Regions from separate parts of the Homo sapiens genome. Here region 2 is linked to region 1. Evidence: chromatin loops called from intact Hi-C (ENCODE). Cell type or tissue: Calu3. All regions are shown on one strand. Each heading gives the region's core, and the rest is flanking DNA. Links, peaks and the distances in the headings are about the cores only. Region 1 overlaps MORC4 (MORC family CW-type zinc finger 4). Region 2 has its middle 41 kb from the start of MORC4.

Region 1 (10,708 bases), core at 1,312-9,311:
ATTATCTTGAGATGTTTTTTCCTTCCAGTAAGCATTGAGCTTCTGGGCAAGGGCATTTATTGTTAGCCTGAAAGAAAATGCAAGAAGTATGTCAAAGTTTAGCACTTGTTGAGCAATTCTTTGATCTTTGAGAAGTTCCCATTTAACAGACACCAATAATTTAGAGTATCTGGCATATTTTTGAACATCTACACTTTAAGAAACCAAGATGGGAATCCATTGCCTTTGCAAGCTACATGTCAAAATGACAAAGTTGTAACACTGAACAGTCACTTTGGTTGAAAAGGTGAAATGGTCACAAGTGCTAAAAAGTAGAGTTCTATAAATTTTCAGGGCTTGTTGAATCATGGAGTGTATGGGTAACTTGACATTAGAGACTATGACAGAGGACCAAACTGCAGAGATAGGATAGAGCCAAATATTGATAAGTTGATGGGGAGTTATTTGATTGTCAGATGACTACAGGTAGATAATTCAGAACAAGGTAAAAATCAGATGATCAAATACTATACCCTATCTATTATAAATCAATCAAATATTAACTCTAATATGTCTATATAGTCCCTCTTCATCCAAATGCTGATCATAGTAGCATTATGGTGCCCATGAACAAGCACTCCAACATTCTACCACATAGCCGTTACTGGAGGCTGTATCTGAGTTCCAGCCCTTGCTCTTTATTTCTCTCCCTAAAGGAACAACAGTAGACTCAGGGTCAACAAAAATGTAATTTGTAAAAATCAAAACCTGAATTTTACTTTTAAAAACTTCCAACTTTCGAATTACTAATTCCTATTTAATTCCATAACCCGAGATTACAACCTAATGTAGAGCTACACACAACTGGAAAACTGTACACTTAGAATTCAGAATTTTTTAAATATCTTGGCCCCCTGGATCATTCCCCAAGGTTTTTGCAGAGCTCTTCTCTTGTTAAGAGAAACTCTTCCTTATCTCTACCTTATTCATATTAAATTAGATTCTCACTAAATGGAAAAGATTAAAGTAATCATATATGAGCTCCCCTATAAACTCTTATTCCCCTTCAACCTATTTATGTTCCTACTCTATGTCTATATCCTTCCCTCAAGTCACAGATGAAGAACTATTCCTCATTTCCTCTTAAAAATCTACTTAAAATCTACTTTAAAAAGAAGTAGATTAGATGGGCATATGGGAAGATGGCAGAATAAGAAGCATGTGGAAGCTGTCTCCTTACATATACAACAACTGCAGTAGCAAAAGCTGCATGATGTAACTATTTTGAAACTCTGGAGTCTATTGGAAAGTTTGCAACTTCCAGGAGAAGGCTTGGATGGTAAATTGTGGTTAATTTTGGTCAATTTCAGTTCTTAGCTCAGTAATAGCTACCCATTCCCCACTCCCAGCCCTGTGGCAAGCAACCCTCCATGTGTTCCAAGAGCAACTTGTAGGAGCCAGTGTGGGCAAAAAGGACACTGTCCTCCAAATATTGCAATTCTATCCTCTGATCACTGCTTGCTGCTTCTGATCACAGATGTGAAGACAAAAAGGCAAGAGACCATTGTTGTTGAACCTCCCCCATTGTTTCAACCCTCTACTCCTCCAGTTGAAGTGACATCCAGAGGATTCAAAGTCCTGGCATCTCTTTTTCCTCCTCTATTTCTCTATTTTCCCCCTTTTGTGAGCCAGACATAAAGACAAGGACATTCAAAAGCAATTGCACATATGGGGAAAATTAGAAAGCCACTGTGAATGCCCAGAAAAAAATGCAAGCTGAGAAAAGAAGTGAAAAGACTTTAAACTTACTTCTCAGGTCAATCCTTGGCACAGAGAAAGCCTACAACATAACAAAAACAACAACAACAACAAAAAAAAACCCAGCAAACCCTAGGAAAGGAGAATTTTGTTTCCAGAGTTACCACATTATTAGATTCAAATGTTCAGTTTACAACAAAAAGTCACAAGGCATACAAACAAACAAGACAGGGCGGCCCACTCAAAGGAAAAAAATAGAAACCACCCCTGAAAAAGAACTGATAATAGATCAACTCGACAAAGATTTTAAAACGGTCTTAAAGATACTCAAAAAACTATATGAAGATGAGCAGAAAGTCAAGAAAACAATGCATAAGCAAAATAGAAAATCAACAAAGAGATAACAAACCTAAAAAGAAATCCAAAACAAAGTCTGGAGCTGAAAAGTCTAAAAACTGAAATGAAAAATCCACCGCAGGAATTCAAAGGCAGATCTGATCAGACAGAAAAAAGAATCAGTGAACTTGAAGATAAAAAATGGAAATTATCAAGTATTAAGAGCAGAAAGAATAGACTGAAGAAAAGTGAACAAAAACTAAGGGACCCATAGGACACCATAAGTGGTCCAACATATGCATTAGCAGAGTCCCAGAAAGAGAAGAGAGAAAGGAACAGAAAGAATACTTGAATAAATAATTGCCAAAAACTTCTCAAATTTGATGAAAGACACGAATATAAACATCCAACCTTAACTCCAAGTAGGATGAACTCAGAGAGACTCAGACCCAGACACACTGTAATCAAACCATGAAAGTCAAAGACAAAGAGAGAATCTTAAAAACACCAAGAGAGAAACAACATATTACATTCAAGGAATCCTTGAAGTTTGTAACTCCACTTTTTATTTTCTATATAATGTAAGAGAATACATTTAAAAGAAAAAAATTGGCCAGGTGCAGTGGCTCATGCCTGTAATCCCAGCACTTTGAGAGGCTGAGGCAGGTGGATCACCTGAGGCCAGGAGTTCGAGACTAGCCTGACCAACATGGTGAAACGCTGTCTCTACTAAAAATACAAAAGTAGCTGGGCATGGTGGTGCATGCCTGTAATCCCAGCTACGTGGGAGGCTGAGGCAGGAGAATAGCTTGAACCGGGAAGGGGAGGTTGTAGTGAGCCAAGATGGTGCCATTGCACTCCAGCCTGGGCAACAAGAGCAAAACTCCATGTCAAAAAAAAAAAAAAAAGAAAGAAAAGATAAAAATTTTGAGTCTGCAAGCCAGTATTATTGTAATTCAGTTTGTAACTCCTCATTTTGTTTTCTACGCAATTTAAAAGGCTAATCCATTACAAATTACTTATGATTTTGGACACACAATGTACAAAGATGTAATTCTGTGATAACAACTGAAAGGAATGGTGATGGAGCTGTTAAAGGAGCAAAACTTTTGTAAGGAATTGAAGTTAAGGTAGTATACATCCAAATTAGAGTGTCATAACTTAAAAGATATTAAATGTAATTCCCATGATAAGCACAAACAAAATAGCTATAGAATATACACAAAACGAAATGAGAAAGGAATTTAAATGTTTCACTATAAAAAAAATCACCTAAACACAAAAGACGGCAATGTAGGAAATGAGGGGCAAAGAAAGCTACAAGGGACACAGAAAACAAACAGCAAAATGACAGAAGTAAGTCTCTCCTTATCAGTAATTACTTTAATGTAAATGGATTAAATCCAGATTCACAAAGATACGATATAATGAAAAAGAATGTAGCGGATGCTACCTGGAAGAGGGGTACTACTATAACAAATACCTAAAAATATGGAAGTGGCTTTAGAATTGGCAATTGGCAGAGGTTGCAAAAATTTTGAGAAGCTTGACAGAAAAAAACCTACATTGCCTTCAACAGACATTAGTAGAAATATATATGTTAATAAATGCTTTCACTAATGAGGGCTCAGAAAGAAGTGAAAAGTACGGTAGAGAAAACACAAATTACCTTAGAGAATACCCAAATCATTGTAAACAAGAGTATTGGTAGAAATATGGATGTTAAAGGTATTGCTAGTGAAGGCTCAGAAGGAAGTGACGAACATGTTATTGGAAAACTTGAGAGAAGATGATCTTTGTTACACAGTGGCAGAAAGCTTAGCAGAACTGTCCTACAGTTATGTGGAAAACAGAACTTGCAAATGATGAAATTGGAAATTTAGCTGAGGAGATCTTCAGGAAAAGTGTTAAAGGTGTGGCCTGGTGTCTTCTTGCTGCTTATGTAAAATGCAAGAGGAGAGAGACAAATTGACGAATGAACTGTTAAACAAAAAGAAACCAGGACTTGATTACTTGGGAAATTCTCAGCCCATCCAGATTGCAAAATATGCTAAAATTTAGAGATTCACTGTCAGGAAAGTATGCTCTAGAGAAAAAGCTGAGGCTGGGGCTGAACAATCTTTTGATAATATCTCAGAAAATCAAAAGGTCAGAGCATTCAGTCACACAAACTACTCTTTGAAAAGATAAAGTGAGCGTTTCCAAGATGGCTGAATAGGAACAGCCCCAGTCTACAGCTCCCAGTGAGATCGACGCAGAAGACAGGTAATTTCTGCATTTCCAACTGAGGTACCTGGTTCATCTCATTGGGACTGGTTGAAGAGTGGGTGCAGACCATGGAGGGCAAGCCAAAGCAGGGCGGGGCATCACCTCACGGGGAAACGCAAGAGGTCAGGGGATTTCCCTTTCCTAGCCAAGGGAAGCCGTGAGTGACTGTACCTGGAGGAGTGGTACACTTCTGCCCAAATACTGCACTTTTCCCTCGGTCTTTGCAACCAGCAGACCAGGAGGTCCCCTCCTGTGTCTGGCTTGGTGGATGCCACGCCCACAGAGCCTTGCTCACTGCTAGCGCAGCAGTCTGAAATCGACCTGGAACACGGGAGCTTGGCAGAGGGAGGGGCATCTGCCATTGCTGAGGCTTGAGTAGGTGGTTCTATGTTCACAGTGTATACAAAGCAGCAGGGAAGCTCAAACTGGGCGGAGCTCACCACAGCTCAGCAAGGCCTACTGCCTCTCTAGATTCCACCTCTGGGGGCAGGGCATATCTGAACAAAAGGCAGCAGACAGCTTCTGCAGACAGAAATGTCCCTGCCTGACAGCTCTGAAGACAGAAGTGGTTCTCCAAGCACAGCGTTCAAGTTCTGATAACGGACAGACTGCCTCCTCAAGTAAGTCCCTGACCCCCGTGTAGCCTGACTGGGAGACACCTCCCAGTAGGGGCCAACAGACATCTCATACAGGCAGGTGCCCCTCTGGGACAAAGCTTCCAGAGGAAGGATCAGGCAGCAATATTTGTTCTGCAGCCTCCACTCGTGAGATACCCAGGCAAACAGCGTCTGGAGTGGACCTCCAGCAAACTCCAACAGACCTGCAGCTGAGGGGCCTGTCTGTTAGAAGGAAAACTAACAAACAGAAAGGCATAGCATCAACATCAACAAAAAGGACATCCACACCAAAACCCCATCCGTAGGTAGGTCCCCAACATCAAAGACCAAAGGTAGATAAAACCACAAAGATGGGGAGAAACCAGAGCAGAAAGGCTGAAAATTCCAAAAACCAGAACACCTCTTCTCCTCCAAAGGAACACAACTCCTTGCCAGCAAGGGAACAAAACTGGATGGAGAATGAGTTTGACAAGTTGACAGAAGTAGGCTTCAGAAGGTGGGTAATAACAAACTACTCTGAGCTAAAGGAAATGTTCTGACCCATAGTAAGGAAGCTAAAAACCTAGAAAAAAGGTTAGACGAATGGCTAATTAGAACAACCAGTGTAGAGAAGAGCTTTAATGACCTGATAGAGCTAAAAACCACAGTATGAGAACTTCGTGAAGCATACACAAGCTTCAATAGCAGATTTGATGAAGCGGAAGAAAGGAAATCAGTGATTGAAGATAAAATTAATGAAATAAAGTGAGAAGACAAGATTAGAGAAAAAAGAGTGAAAAGAAACAAACAAAGCCTCCAAGAAATATGGGACTATGTGAAAAGACCAAATCCACGTTTGACTGGTGATCCTGAAAGTGACAGGAAAATGGAACCAAGTTAGAAAACACTCTTCAGGATATTATCCAGGAGAACTTCCCCAACCTAGAAAGACAGGCCAACATTCAAATTCAGGAAATACAGAGAACACCACAAAGATACTCCTCGAGAAGAGCAACCCCAAGACACACAATGGTCAGATTCACCAAGGTTGAAATGAAGGAAAAACTGTTAAGAGCAGCCAGAGAGAAAGGGCGGGATACCCACAAAGGGAAGCCCATCAGACTAACAGTGGATCTCTGTGCAGAAACCCTATAAGCCAGAAGAGAGTAGGGGCCAATATTCAACATTCTTAAAGAAAAGAATTTTCAAACGAGAATTTCATATACAGCCAAACTAAGCTTCATAAGTGAAGGAGAAATAAAATCCTTTACAGACAAGCAAATGATGAGAGATTACGTCACCACCAGGCCTGCCTTACAAGAGCTCCTGAAGGAAGCACTAAACATGGATAGGAACAACTGGTACCAGCCACTGCAAAAACATGCCAAATTATAAACACCATTGACACTATGAAGAAACTGCATCAATTAACAGGTGAAATAACCAGCTAGCATCATAATGACAGGATCAAATTCACACATAACAATATTAACCTTAAATGTAAATGGGCTAAATGCCAAATTAAAAGACAAAGACTGGCAAACTGGATAAAGAGTCAAGACCCACTGGTGTGCTGTATTCAGGAGACCCATCTCACATGCAAAGACACACACAGGCTCAAAATAGAGGAATGTAGGAAGATCTACCAAGGAAATGGAAAGCAAAAAAAAAAAAAAAAAAAAAAAAGCAGGGGTTGCAATCTTGGTCTCTGATAAAACAGACCTTAAACCAACAAAGATCAAAAGAGACAAAGAAGGCCATTACATAATGGTAAAGGGATCAATTCAACAAGAAGAGCTAACTACCCTAAATATATATGCACCCAATACAAGAACACCCAGATTCATAAAGCAAGTTTTTGGAGACCTACAAAGAGACTTAGACTCCCACACAATAATAATGGGAGACTTTAACACCCCTCCATTGTCAACGTTAGACAGATCAACAAGACAGAAAATTAACAAGGATATCCAGGACTTGAACTCAGCTCTGGACCAAGCAGACCTAATAGACATCTACAGAACTCTCCACCACGAATCAACAGAATATACATTCTTCTCAGTACCACATAGCACTCATTCTAAAATTGACCAAGTAATTGGAAGTAAAACACTCATCAAATGTAAAATAAAACACAAAAAACTCTCTCAGACCACAGTGCAATCAAATTATAACTCAGGATTAAGAATCCCACTCAAAATCACACAACTACATGGAAACTGAACAACCTGCTCCTGAATGACTGGTGGGTAAATAATGAAATGAAAGCAGAAATAAAGATGGTCTTTGAAACCAATGAGAACAAAGACACAACGTACCAGAATCTCTGGGACACATTTAAAGCTGTCTGTAGAGGGAAATTTATAGCACTAAATGCCCACAAGAGAAAACAGGAGAGATCTAAAATCAACACCTTAACATCACAATTAAAAGAACTAGAGAAGCAAGAGCAAACAAATTCAAAAGCTAGCAGAAGGCAAGAAATAACTAAGATCAGAGCAGAAATGAAGGAGATAGAGACACAAAAATCCCTTCAAAAATTCAATGAATCTCAGAAGCTGATTTTTCGAAAAGAGCAACGAAATAGACAGACTGCTAGCAAGATTAATAAAGAATAAAAGGGAGAAGGATCAAATAGACACAATAAAAAATGATAAAGGGGATATCACCACCAATCCCACAGAAATACAAACTACCATCAGAGAATACTATAAACACCTCTACGCAAATAAACTAGAAAATCTAGAAGAAATGGATAAATTCCTCGACACATACACCCTCCTAAGTGTAAAGCAGGAAGAAGCTGAATCTCTGAATAGACCAGTAACAGGCTCTGAAATTGAGGCAATAATTAATAGCCTACCAACCAAAAAAAGTCCAGGACCAGATGGATTCACAGCTGAATTCTACCAGAGATACAAAGAGAAGCTGGTACCATTCCTTCTGAAACTATTCCAATCAATAGAAAAAGAGGGAATCCTCCCTAACTCATTTTATGAGGCCAGCATCATCCTGATACCAAAGCCTGGCAGAGACACAACAAAAAAAGAAAATTTTAGGCCAATATCCCTGATGAACATCGATGTGAAAATCCTCAATAAAACACTGGCAAACCGAATCCAGCAGCACATCAAAAAGCTTATCCTCCACAATCAAGTTGGCTTCATCCCTGGGATGCAAGGCTGGTTCAACATACACAAATCAATAAACATAATCCATCACATAAACAGAACCAATGACAAAAACGACATGATTATCTCAATAGATGCAGAAAAAGCCTTCGACAAAATTCAACAGCCTTCCATGCTAAAACTCTCAAAAAACTAGGTATTGATGGAACCTATCTCAAAATAATAGGAGCTATTTATGACAAACCCACAGCCAATATCATACCGAATGGGCAAAAACTGGAAGCATTCCCTTTGAAAACTGGCATAAGGATGCCCTCTCCCACCACTCCTATTCAACATGGTATTGGAAGTTCTGGCCAGGGCAATCAGGCAAGAGAAAGCAATAAACGGTATTCAAATAGGAAGAGAGGAAGTCAAATTGTCTCTGTTTACAGATGACATGACTGTATACTTAGAAAACCCCATTGTCTCAGCCCAAAATCTCCTTGAGCTGATAAGCAACTTCAGCAGTCTCAGAATACAAAATCAATGCGCAAAAATCACAAGCATTCCTATACACCAATAATAGAAAAACAGAGCCAAATCATGAATGAACTGCCCTTCACAGTTGCTACTAAGAGAATAAAATACCTAGGAATATAACTTACAATGGATGTGAAGGACCTCTTCAAGAACTACAAACCACTGCTCAAGGAAATAAGAGAGGGCACAAACGAATGGAAAAACACTCCATGCTCATGGATAGGAAGAACAAATATTGTGAAAATGGCCTTAGTGCCCAAAGTAATTTATAGATTCAATGCTATCCCCATCAAGCTACCACTGACTTTCTTCACAGAATTGGAAAAACCTACTTTAAACTTCATATGGAAGCAAAAAAGAGCCCGCATAGCCAAGACAGTCCTGGGCAAGAAGAACAAAGCTGGAGGCATCACACTACCAGACTTCAAACTTTACTACAAGGCTACAGTAACCAAAACAGCATGGTACTGGTACCAAAACAGATATACAGATTAAAGGAACAGAACGGAGGCCTCAGAAATAATACCACACATTTACCACCATCTGATCTTTGACAAACCTGACACACACAAGCAATAGGGAAAAGATTCGATATTTAATAAATGGTGTTAGGAAAACTGGCTAGCCATATGCAGAAAACTGAAACTGGACCACTTCCTTACACCTTATACAAAAATCAACTCAAGATGGATCAAAGACTTAAATGTAAGACCTAGGACCATAAAAATCCTAGAAGAAAACCTAGGCAATACCATTCAGGACATAGGCATGGGCAAAGACTTCATGTCTAAAACACCAAAAGCAATGGCAACAAAAGCCAACATTGACAAATGGGATGTAATTAAACTAAAGAGCTTCTGCACAGCAAAAGAAACTATCATCAGAATGAACAAGCAACCTACAGAATGGGAGAAAAATTTTGTAAACTATCCATCTGACAAACGGCTAATATCCAGAATCTACAAAGAACTTAAACAAATTTACAATGAAAAAGCAAACAACCCCATCAAAAAATGGGCAAAGCATATGAACAGACACTTCTCAAAAGAAGACATTTATGCAGCCAACAGACATATGAAAAAAATGCTCATCATCACTGGTCATTAGAGAAATGCAAATCAAAACCATAATGAGATACCATCTCACGCCAGTTAGAATGGCGACCATTAAAAAGTCAGGAAACAACAGATGCTGGAGAGGTTATGGAAAAATAGGAACCCTTTGACACTGTTGGTGGGAGTGTAAATTAGTTCAACCATTGTGGAAGACAGTGTGGCGATTCCTCAAGAATCTAGAACTAGAAATACCATTTGACCCAGCAATCCCATTACTGGGTATATACCCAAAGGATTATAAATCATTCTACTATAAAGACACATGCACACGTATGTTTATTGTGGCACTATTCACAATAGCAAAGACTTGGAACCAACCCAAATGTCCAACAATGATAGACTGGATTAAGAAAATGTGGCACATATACACATGGAATACTATGCAGTCATAAAAAAGGATGAGTTCATGTCCTTTGCAGGGACATGGATGAAGCTGGAAACCATCATTCTCAGCAAACTATCACAAGATCAGAAAACCAAACACCGCATGTTCTCACTCATAAGTGGGAGTTGAACAATGAGAACACATGGACACAGGGAGGGGAACATCACACACTGAGGCCTGTAGGGGGTGGGAAGCTAGGGGAGGGATAACATTAGGAGAAATACCTAATGTAGGTGAAGGGTTGATGGGTGCAGCAAACCACCATGGCACGTGTATACCTACATAACAAAATTGCACGTTCTGCACATGTAACCCAGAATTTAAAGTATAATAATAAAAAAAAGATAAAGCCTGTGACTCACAGATCTCCATAGCCATCTCAGCTGGAGCCAAAAAATAGATATAGGATTCCCTAGGAAAGACCTGCCAAGAGCCTCTTGTTGGATGACATGAATATACATGACACGCATGGGAGACTCACAAGGTTCTTAAGAATGGCACGCTAGCATGAAAGCTAGCTTGAGGCCGGGCACAGTAGCTCACACCTGAAATCCCAGCACTTTGGGAGACCGAGGCAGGCAGATCACCTGAGGTCGGGAGTTCAAGACCAGACTGACC
Region 2 (10,708 bases), core at 1,732-9,731, 74 kb after region 1:
ATAAAGATAAGAATGACAGTAGATTTCTCATTGAAAACAATGAATGCTAGAAGAGGGAGGATAAATATATTTAAAGTAGGGAGAAAAATACACTCTCAACTTAGGCAAAATATCTTTCAAAACCAGAATAAATTAAAAATGTTAACAGACACTTCTCAAAAGAAGACATTTATGCAGCCAAAAAACACATGAAGAAATGCTCATCATCACTGGCCATCAGAGAAATGCAAATCAAAACCACTATGAGATATCATCTCACACCAGTTAGAATGGCAATCATTAAAAAGTCAGGAAACAACAGGTGCTGGAGAGGATGTGGAGAAATAGGAACACTTTTACACTGTTGGTGGGACTGTAAACTAGTTCAACCATTGTGGAAGTCAGTGTGGCGATTCCTCAGGGATCTAGAACTAGAAATACCATTTGACCCAGCCATCCCATTACTGGGTATATACCCAAAGGACTATAAATCATGCTGCTATAAAGACACATGCACACGTATGTTTATTGCGGCACTATTCACAATAGCAAAGACTTGGAACCAACCCAAATGTCCAACAATGATAGACTGGATTAAGAAAATGTGGCACATATACACCATGGAATACTATGCAGCCATAAAAAATGATGAGTTCATGTCCTTTGTAGGGACATGGATGAAATTGGAAACCATCATTCTCAGTAAACTATCGCAAGAACAAAAAACCAAACACCGCATATTCTCACTCATAGGTGGGAATTGAACAATGAGATCACATGGACACAGGAAGGGGAATATCACACTCTGGGGACTGTGGTGGGGTTGGGGGAGGGGGGAGGGATAGCATTGGGAGATATACCTAATGCTAGATGACACGTTAGTGGGTGCAGCGCACCAGCATGGCACATGTATACATATGTAACTAACCTGCACAATGTGCACATGTACCCTAAAACTTAGAGTATAATAAAAAAAAAAATTAAAAAAAAAATGTTCACAGACATACAGGAGCTCAAAGAGTATGTCATCAGTCAACCAAAAGTTCAAGAAAGATTTTGCTTCCATCAGATGGGAGCAAAATGGCAGAGTAGGCACCTCCCAATACCTGCCTATTCACAGAAACATTTAAAAAAAATGCAGAGCTGTCAGAATCAACTTTCCCAGAACTCTGGAAATCAGTCAAATGTTTACAGCAACCAAGCAAACACCGAATCAAGAAAAAGATAACTTTAAAATGCAAGGAAACACTTTTGGTGTTTTTAATTGCCCTTGTCCTGCTCCCTTCCCTACTCTACAGAGGTCTTGAAGACAGCAGCTTATGGTTCTATGCACATGCCAAAGACAGGACCATGCTCAGAAAAGACCTGACAAGACCTTGTTTTCAACACTGGCTGATCTATAGGCTCAGTGTAAGTGAAGTGAAGGCTGAGGCAGAATTATAAGTCGCCTAGCTAAGTTTTAAAGAGGGGTCCAGCACAGAACCAATCTATTATGACTGGGGAAGGTTTATTTTTGGTTTTTGATTTTTTTTTTAATTCCTGGCAGTCAAGAAAACCTCAGTCAAAAACACATGGAATACAACCAAAGCCTTCAATAATCAAGATTAACAAACCCTGGGGAAGAGGGAGAGAATCTGATTTCCAGAGCTACCACATTATGATATTTGAATGTCCAGTTTTCGACAACAACAACAAAAAACCCACAAAACATACAAAGAAACAGGAAAGTATGGCCCATTCAAAGAAGAAAATAAATAAACAGAAATTGTCCTCGAGGAAGCCCAGACATTGGACTTTGTCTTAGGCCTTTGGTGCTGCTAAAAAAAAAAAAAAAAAAAAAAAAAAAAAAAAAATCCTACTACAGACTGGGTAATTTATAAACAGAAATTTATTTATCACATGTTTAGCGGCTGGGATGCCGAGATCAAGATACCAGCAGATTTGGTGTCTGGTGAGGGCCTGGTATCTTCTTCTTGTTCCATACTCCAGAAGGGAGGAAAGCTATGTCCTGACATGGCAGAAGGGCAGAAAAGAATGAATGAACTCTCCCAAAGCCTTTTATATTGGCCTTAATCCCACCCATGAGGGCTTTGCCGTCATGAGTTAATGACCTCTTAAAGGCCCCACTTAATACTATCACTTTGGCAATTAAGTGTCAACATATGAATTTGGGGGAGATACCATTATTCAAACTATAGGAGGCTTACTAGACAAATATTTTATTTTTTTAATTGACAAAATTGTCTTTATGATGTATTACATGATGCTTTAAAATATGTAAACATTACAGTTTGTCTAACTTGAACTAAGTAACATATGTGTTACCTTACATACCTATCATTTTTGTTGTTGTGAGAACACTTAAAATCTACTCTCTTAGCAAGAGACAAAGGAGATGAACAGATACTTTCCAAAAGAAGACATTCATGCATCCAGCAAGCATACAAAAAGTGTTCAACATCTCTAATCAATAGAGAAATGCAAATCAAAACCACAATGAGATATCATCTCATACCAGTCAGAATGGCTATTAAAAAGTCAAAAAATAACAGATGCTGACAAGGTTGTGGAGAAAAGGGAATGCTTATGCACTGCTGGTGGGAATGTAAATTAGTGCAGCCATTGTGGAAAGCAGTTTGGTGATTTCTTGAGGAACTTAAAACAGAATTATTATTTGACCCAGCAATCCCATTATTGGGTATACATCCAAAGGAATATAAATTGTTCTACCATAAAGACACAGGAACGTGTATGTTTGTTGCAGCACTATTCACAATAGCAAAGACATGGAATCAACCTAAATTCCCATCAATGGTAGACTGGATAAAGAAAATGTACTGGCCAGGCATGGTGTCTCATGCCTGTAATTCTAGCACTTTGGGAGGCCGAGGCAGGTGGATCACCTGAGGTCAAGAGTTTGAGACCAGCCTGGCCAACATGGTGAAACTCCGTCTCTACTAAAAATACAAAAATTAGCCAAATGTGGTGGCATGCGCCTGTAGTCCCAGCTACTCGGGAGGCTGAGGCAGGAGAATCACTTGAACCTGGGAGGCAGAGGTTGCAGTGAGCCAAGATCGTGCCATTGTACTCCAGCCTTGGTGACAAGAGTGAAATTCTGTCAAAAAAAAAAAAAGAAAGAGAAAAGCAAAAGAAAGAAAGAAAGAAAGAGAAAGAAAGAAAGAAAAAGAAAGAAAGAAAGAAAGAAAGAAAGAAAGAAAGAAAGAAAGAAAGAAAGAAAGAAAGAAAGAAAGAAAGAAAGATGGTACATATACACCATGGGATATTATACAGCCATAAAAAAGAATGAGATCATATCCTTTGAAGCAACACGGATGGAGCTGGAGGCCATCATCATTCTAAGAGAACTAATGCAGGAACAGAAAACCAAATATTTCATGTTCTCACATATAAGTGGGAGCTAAACATTGAGAACATATGGACACAAAGAGGGAAACAATGGACTCCGGGGCCTACTTGAAGGTGGAGGGTGGGAGCAGGGTGAGGATCCAAAAACTACCTATTGCGTACTAAGCTTATTACCTTGGCAATGAAATGATTTGTACACCAAACCCCCATGACATGCAATTTACCTGTATAGCAAACCAGCACATGTATGCCGGAACCTAAAGTAAAACTATTAAAAAATATATAAATAAATAAATATATATTCAATATAACAATTATAAATATACTGTGAAAAAATACACAAGAATGTATTTTTAATGAGGCAACAGATAACAATATAACATGGATTTTAAGTAATAGTTAGAAAAGTATTTTTAGTTTAAAATTTAAAAAATAGAAATTAAATAGCACACTTCTAAAACGATAGGTCAAATAAAAAATCTACAAGAGGAATGAGAAAATACCTTGAGGTGAACACAAATGAAAACACAACATAATAAAACTTATGTGATGCAGTAAAAACAGTGCTTAGAGGAAATTTAAATGGCTATAAACACCTACATTAAAAATGTAAAAAACAGCTGGTCATGGTGGCTCACACCTGTAATCTCAGCACTTTGAGAGGCTAAGGTGGGAGGATCACTTAAGGCCAGGAGCTTGAGTCTAGCCTGGGAAACACAGTGAAATCCCATCTCTTAAAAAAATATAGAAAAATTATCCAGATGTGGTGGCGCATGCCTGTAGTCCTAGCTACTCAGGAGGCTGAGGTGGGAGGATTGCTTGAGTCCAGGAGTTTGAGGCTGCAGTGAGCTAGGATCACGCCACTGCACTGTATAGCCTGGGCAACAGAGCAAGACCCTGTCTCTTAAAAAAGAAGAAGGAGAAAAAGAAAGATAAATATTAAATCCATAACCCAACTTTACAGCTTAAGAAAGTAGGAAAAGAAGAGCAAACTAAATCCAAAACCAGCAGAAGGAAGGAAAAAATAAAGATTAGACATGGATAAATGAAATAAAAAGAACAGAAAAAACAATAGAGAAAATCAACAAGACCAAAATTAGTTCTTTAAAAAGATGAAAAAAATTGACAAATCTTTAGCTAGACTGACTAAGAAAAGAGAAAAGACAAATTACTAATATCAGAAATTAAAGTGGAGATATTACTACCAAATTTATAGAAATAAAAGTACCATAGCTGAATAGTATAAACAACTGTATAGCAACAAATATGATCACCTACATAAATGGACAAATTTCTGGAAACATAAACTGCCAAACTGACTTAAGAAGAAATAGAAAATCTGAATAGCAATGTAATAGGTAAAGAGATTGTATCAGTAATCAAAAATCTCCCAAAAAAGAAAAATCAAGAGCTAGATGACTTTACTGGTGAATTATGTTAACACAAAACATGTAAAGAATTAATACCAATCCTTCTCAAACATTTCCAAAATATTGGAGAAGAAGAAACATTCCCAACTCATTCTATGATGCCAGCAGTATCCTATTACCAAAGCCAGAAAAAGACACCACAGTAAATGAAAACTACAGACCAATATCCCTTATAAATTTGCATGTGAATATCTCAAGAAAATACTGGCAAACTGAGCAGTATATTAAAAGGATTATACATCAAGACCAAATGGGATTTATCGCAGGAATGCAAAGGTCATTCAACATAAGAAAATCAACCAATACAATAAATTACATTAATAGAAAGACGGAAAAAACCCACATGATCATCTCACTTGATGCAGAAAAGTCATTCATGATAAAAACACTCAGTAAACTAGGAATAAAAGGAAACTTCCTCAACATGATAAAGGGCATTATGAAAAGCCTGCAGCTAACATCATACTCAATGGTGAAAAACTGAAAGTTTTTCCCCTATGATCAGGTACAAGACTAGGCTGCTTGTTTTTGCCATATTTATTTATTTATTTATTTATTTTTAGACACAGTCTAGCTCTGTCGCTCAGGCTGGAGTGCAGTTGCGTGATCTCAGGCTTACTGCAACCTCTACCTCCTGGGTTCAAGCGATTCTCCCACCTCAGCCTCACCAGTGGCTGGGATTACAGACACGTATCATCAAGCACCACACACTACGCCTGGCTAAGTTTTGTATTTTTAGTAGATATGGGGTTTTGCCATGTTGACCAGGCTGGTCTCGAACTCCTGACCTCAGGTGATCTGCCCCCTTCGGCCTCCCAAACTGCTGGGATTACAGGCGTGAGCCACTGCATCTGGCTGGCATATTCTTAAAAAGTTAAATATATACCTATCATATGATCCAGCCATTCCACCCCTTAGGTACCTAGACAGTAGTACCTAAGTACTGTTTAAGTTACAGTAATAAATAATCATGTGGTAGTAACATAAGGATAGACATCTGTCTAAGTACCTAAGGGATGGAATGCTATGTACAGCACTGGGCAAGCCATGCTTCGCATATCACCTGGGCCAGGCACATAACTGCTAATGTTTCTATAAGTCTTTCAGGAAAATTTCAGCTTTAAAATAATATGACTCAGATTTGTGTAATCTGTACACAAAATACATAGTACCCAGTTAGTCAACTGGATATTGGAAGGCAACTGGCATTCTCTGACAAACTCATTTTTCCAACCTTTCGAACTTTCCAGGATGTTCTCCAACTTTAGGGTATCATAACTTTCAGCTGTATGTAACAGAAAAGTGGAAATACATTACCTTAAATAATAAAGATAACTTATTATTCCTTGTAACCAAAAAGTCCAGAGTTAGGTGAGGTTTCAAGTGAGGCCCAATTCAACGGCTCAGTGATGTCACCAAAGACCTAACATCTTTTCATCTTTATTTGCTGCCTTCATTGATATCCACTTCACTTTAAGGCTGCTATCTATTCCCTCCAAACTGACTTCTGGAGGCTTTGTTTCCTCATTCACATCCAAAAGAAAGTCAACACTTCCTCCTTTTCACCAAGGGAGTTTTTATACTGAAGCCTCCAGCAACTGTCTCCTTAGACCAAATTAGCTTAAGTCAATATAGAACTGAATCTGGGCATGGAATCATTTCCCCTAAAACACATGGTCTGTGTTGGGTAACAAGGGATAGCTACCTGAGTGAAAATCAGGATATTATTACCAAAAGGATAGAGAGATGGACGCTAGGTAGATAAAAACAGTAAATGTTCACTACAATTGGGAAAAATACAGATGGGATTTTATGGTCAGTATTTGTACATAAGCTCATCCCCCACCTTTAGTAGGCCAGCTTACTTTGTGGGATCCTTGTACCTCTTTATCCAGTGGTTTTCCTTTTGAGGGATTACAAGAGGACACAGATTTTCTTTTTCCTTGAACTTTTCATCATTTGTACCAGTCTCTATAGTCACTTCAGTTGTTTAAGGGCTTCTCTTTTTATTGGCTTAGAAGCTTAGCATTTTCCTTCTCTCTTTTCCACATCATGTGCAACATGGGAAGGAGTAAGAAGTGTCTGTCCTTGGGTGGAAAGCTAGAACTTTAGCAGCGTGTCTCTAGGACAGCCTCTGCCTTCACTAGCTTGAGGTGGGTCTGATCTTCATTATTAATTGCTCCTCTTTTTGGTTGTCTTCGACAGGTATTTCCAGCCTTAAATTTAGTGGATATCTTTTTTTTTTTTCCCATACTCTCCTAAGTAGGAAGGAGTGTACTCTGTGCATCCCTGTGGCTCTTAATGCTTTCAAACGCCAGCTCATGAGTCTTCAAACTTTTGGTCTTTCTAACTGATGCTTTGCTTCCCTGGAGAAAACTAATTACTTTATTATTATTTTTTTCATCATTGTCCTTCTTGTTTCTACATCTGGTATATGCCACTCTTGCTGCAGCTCAGTAGCATGTCCCAGTCCAAGTGTATTAGTCTGTTTTCATGCTGCTGATAAAGACACATCTGAGACTGAGCAATTTACAAAAGAAAGAGGTTTAATGGACTCACAGTTCCACGTGGCTGGGGAGGCCTCACAATCACAGCAGAAGATGAAAGGCACGTCTCACATGGTGGCAGATAAGAGAAGAGAACTTGTGCAGGGAAACTCCCCTTTATAAAACCACCAGATCTCGTGAGACTTATTCACTATCATGAGAACAGCAGGGGAAAGACCCGCCCCATGATTCAATTACCTCCCACAGGGTCCCTTCCATGACACGTAGGAATTGTGAGAGTTACAATTCAAGATGAGATTTGTGTAGGGACACAGTCAAACCATATCACCAAGTTTCTATGTTTTTCCCTTGTGCTGGTATAGAGCTCTCTTGAAAACACCCTCAGTTCACTACTAATGGTCCACAAGAGGTTAAATTGTTTTCCCCACCAACTGTTCAACAACTGTGCCTTTTTTTTTTTTTTGAGATGGAGTTTCCCTCTTGTCAGCCAGGCTGGAGTGCAATGGTGTGATCTCGGCTCACTGCAACCTCTACCTCCCGGGTTAAAGTCATTCTCCTGCCTCAGCCTCCTGAGTAGCTGGGATTACAGGCACACACCACATGTAATTTTTGTATTTTTTAGTAGAGATGGGGTTTTGCCATGTTGGCCAGGCTGGTCTTGAACTCCTGACCTCAGGTGATCCACCTACCTCGGCCTCCCAAAGTGCTGGGATTATAGGCAAGAGCCACCACACCCGGTCCAACTGGGCAATTTTTTCATGTGAAATGGCTAGGGTTTAAGCTGTAGAGGTGTTTTTACACCCAAGAAATCTGGGCACATGCAAGAACATCTGTCCTTTTCTTTCTAGGCAAAGACTCAGTCTTTTAAAAATCTTAGAGTCCTGAAGAGGAGCCCTAAAAATTACTTACCATGTACTCCACTTTCTCCCTTTCCTTTTCTGGTATTTCCTAAGGCTTGCAAAATAATACCCTCAGGAAATGCTAGTAAGACCACATACACATACTCTTCCTTCCTGAATAATTATCAGGCACTATATATTTGCTGACAAAATAAATGCATGAATTAGTGAAAATACAGTAGTTATATACCAAATGAAAAATCAAATTATGAGACATATATAATATTATTCCTTCTCTGTAAAATGTAACATATATTTGAATAAGCCTACCTACATAGAAAAGTCTGGAATTATACATAAAAATGAATGTATAAAATAGTTTACCTTTAAGACTGGGATGAAAATTTTTAAAACTTAGTTACTTTTGACAATGATTTTTAATTGTTTCCTTCCTTCTTTTCTCTACTTATTTCCCTTCTTTATTCTTTCATTTATTTATTTTTTTCTTTGCATCACAATCATATATTCTTTAATACACTTTTTATTTTGGAATATTTTTAGATTTACAGGAAAGCTGCAAAGATAGTACATGGTTTCAGCTTCTCTTTATGTTATCATCTTACATTACTATGGTACACTTGTTTAAAGTAAGAAACCAACATTGGTACATTATTAACTAAATTCCAAACTTCAGTCACATTTGACGAATTTTTCCATTAATTTCCTTTTTTCCTTTCCAGGATCCAATCCAATTGCATTTAGTTGTCATGTCTCCTTAGTCTGCTCTGTCCTGTGACAGTTTCTTTCCTTGTTTTTTTTATGAACTTGATAGTTTCAGGGTGTACTAGGCAGGAATATTGAAGAATACCTCTTAATTTGTGTTTATTGGCTATTTTTTAAAATTAGACCGGGTTTGAGTTTTTGGGAGAAATATGATATAATCGATGTGTCCTCTTTGCATCATACTGGGGTACATGTTAACAACATGACTTATCCCTACTGATGTTCACTTTGATCACTTGGTTAAGGTGGTATTTGCTGTTTCTCCACATTCAAGTTACTGTTTCTCCCTTTCCAGCACGTATTAGTTTAATAATAAAACAACTAATAACATGTTTTTATTTATTTTTTATTTTTATTTATTTTTTGAGACGGAGTCTCATTCTGTCGCCCAGGCTGGAGTGCAGGGGTGTGATCTCGGCTCACTGCAACCTCCGCCTCCTGGGTTCAAGTGATTCTCATGTCTCAGCCTCCTGAGTAGCTGAGACTACAGGCGTGTGCCACAGTGCCCGGCTAATTTTTGTATTTTTAGTACAGACAGGGTTTCATCATGTTGGCCAGGCTGGTCTCAAACTCCCAACCTCAAGTGATCCTTCTGCCTCAGCCTCTCAAATGCTGGGATTACAGACGTGAGCCACTGCACCCAGCCACTCATATTTTTTAAAGTAGAAAAATTATGCCAAGGACCAGATGACTCCCTGCAGATCAGTGGCTTCTTTGAAAAGATCAAAAATATTCTTTTTTTTCCCCCCAGAGAATAGAGGAATATGACCTACTGGAAATTTCTTTTTTGTTTATTTTCCTGACAAATTCCACTCATATCCTTTCCATCCTTCTTTTCAGGAATATAGGACTTAGTTTTTTAAAGCAGTCTGAGTGGTAATGGAAAGAGAAAGTTTCCACTTTGTTTTCCAGAAATCCAGAAAGGCATGACTTGAACTTGATTCTTTGAAGTAGCTTGAAGTATTTTAGGAGAAGCTTAGAGTACAGCTGCACTGACTGCACCTCCACATTCAGGGTTTGGTATCATAGAACATCTTTCTGTTACCTTCACAACTGAAATGACATATCAAGACCTCATTCTGGTCGAAGTTTAAAAATTTAAATAATTAATGCCTTTGTGAAGAAATTCTCCTGCTTTCCTAAAGGAATGTAGAAAAGTGGCATCGTTGCTCAGGTACTGCGAATCTTTCACTTCAATTTTGAAGAAAATGATTTTTTTTTTTTTTTTTTGCCACAGAATACTCTATAGTAGTTAAAAGTTTAAGCTTGTTCTGGATACATTATTTACTATCTTTGTAGGCCCCTTAGTCTTTCTGAGACCTCGATTCCTCATCTGTAAAAATTAGAATAATTAAAACTACTCCCTACCTCATACTATGAGGACTATTGTCTTTCTGTTAAATTGACTCTTTTTAAAATTTTTATAGAGATGGGGTCTTCCTATGTTGCTTCGAACTCCTGGGCTCAAGTGATCTTCCCACCTCAGCCTCCCAAAGTGCTGGGATTTCAGGCGTGAGCCACTGTACCCGGCAGACCCTTTTATCACTATGAAATGTGCTCGTGTTCCCTATCTCCGGTAATACTTCTTGACTGAAAGACTACTTTGTCTGACATTAGTATAACCATGACAGCTTTACTGTTGTTGTTGTTGTTGTTAGAGTTTGTATGGTATATTTTTCCATTTTTGTACTTTCAATCTGTATCTTCATACATAAAATGTGTCTCTTGTAAATGGTATATAGTTGGGTCTTGATTTTTTCCAGTCAGACAATCTTTGTATTTCATTGGAGTATTTTGTTTATTT

What was found. A loop is a pair of places that touch in the nucleus more often than their neighbours do. Peaks named below come from ENCODE experiments on the same cell type or tissue, not always from the same donor. Only the 100,000 strongest peaks of a DNase experiment are listed, where the experiment ranks them.
Region 2: a loop joins it to region 1, with 16 times the contacts of the local background. A loop is called at or near these places in 1 of 110 quality-filtered maps.

What each region holds. Positions count from the first base shown.
Region 1 is chrX:106,962,044-106,972,751 of GRCh38, forward strand. MORC4 (MORC family CW-type zinc finger 4) reads right to left here. Exons shown (of 17, transcript NM_024657.5): 10 at 1-67. Among named protein-coding and RNA genes, the nearest start is that of MORC4, 33 kb to the right of the region's middle. RefSeq lists an enhancer at 4,097-4,597. In Calu3, for the core only: no CTCF peak of the experiment used is centred there; a DNase peak (open chromatin) is centred at 4,698.
Region 2 is chrX:107,035,363-107,046,070 of GRCh38, forward strand. No RefSeq gene overlaps it. Among named protein-coding and RNA genes, the nearest start is that of MORC4, 41 kb to the left of the region's middle. In Calu3, for the core only: no CTCF peak of the experiment used is centred there; no DNase peak of the experiment used is centred there.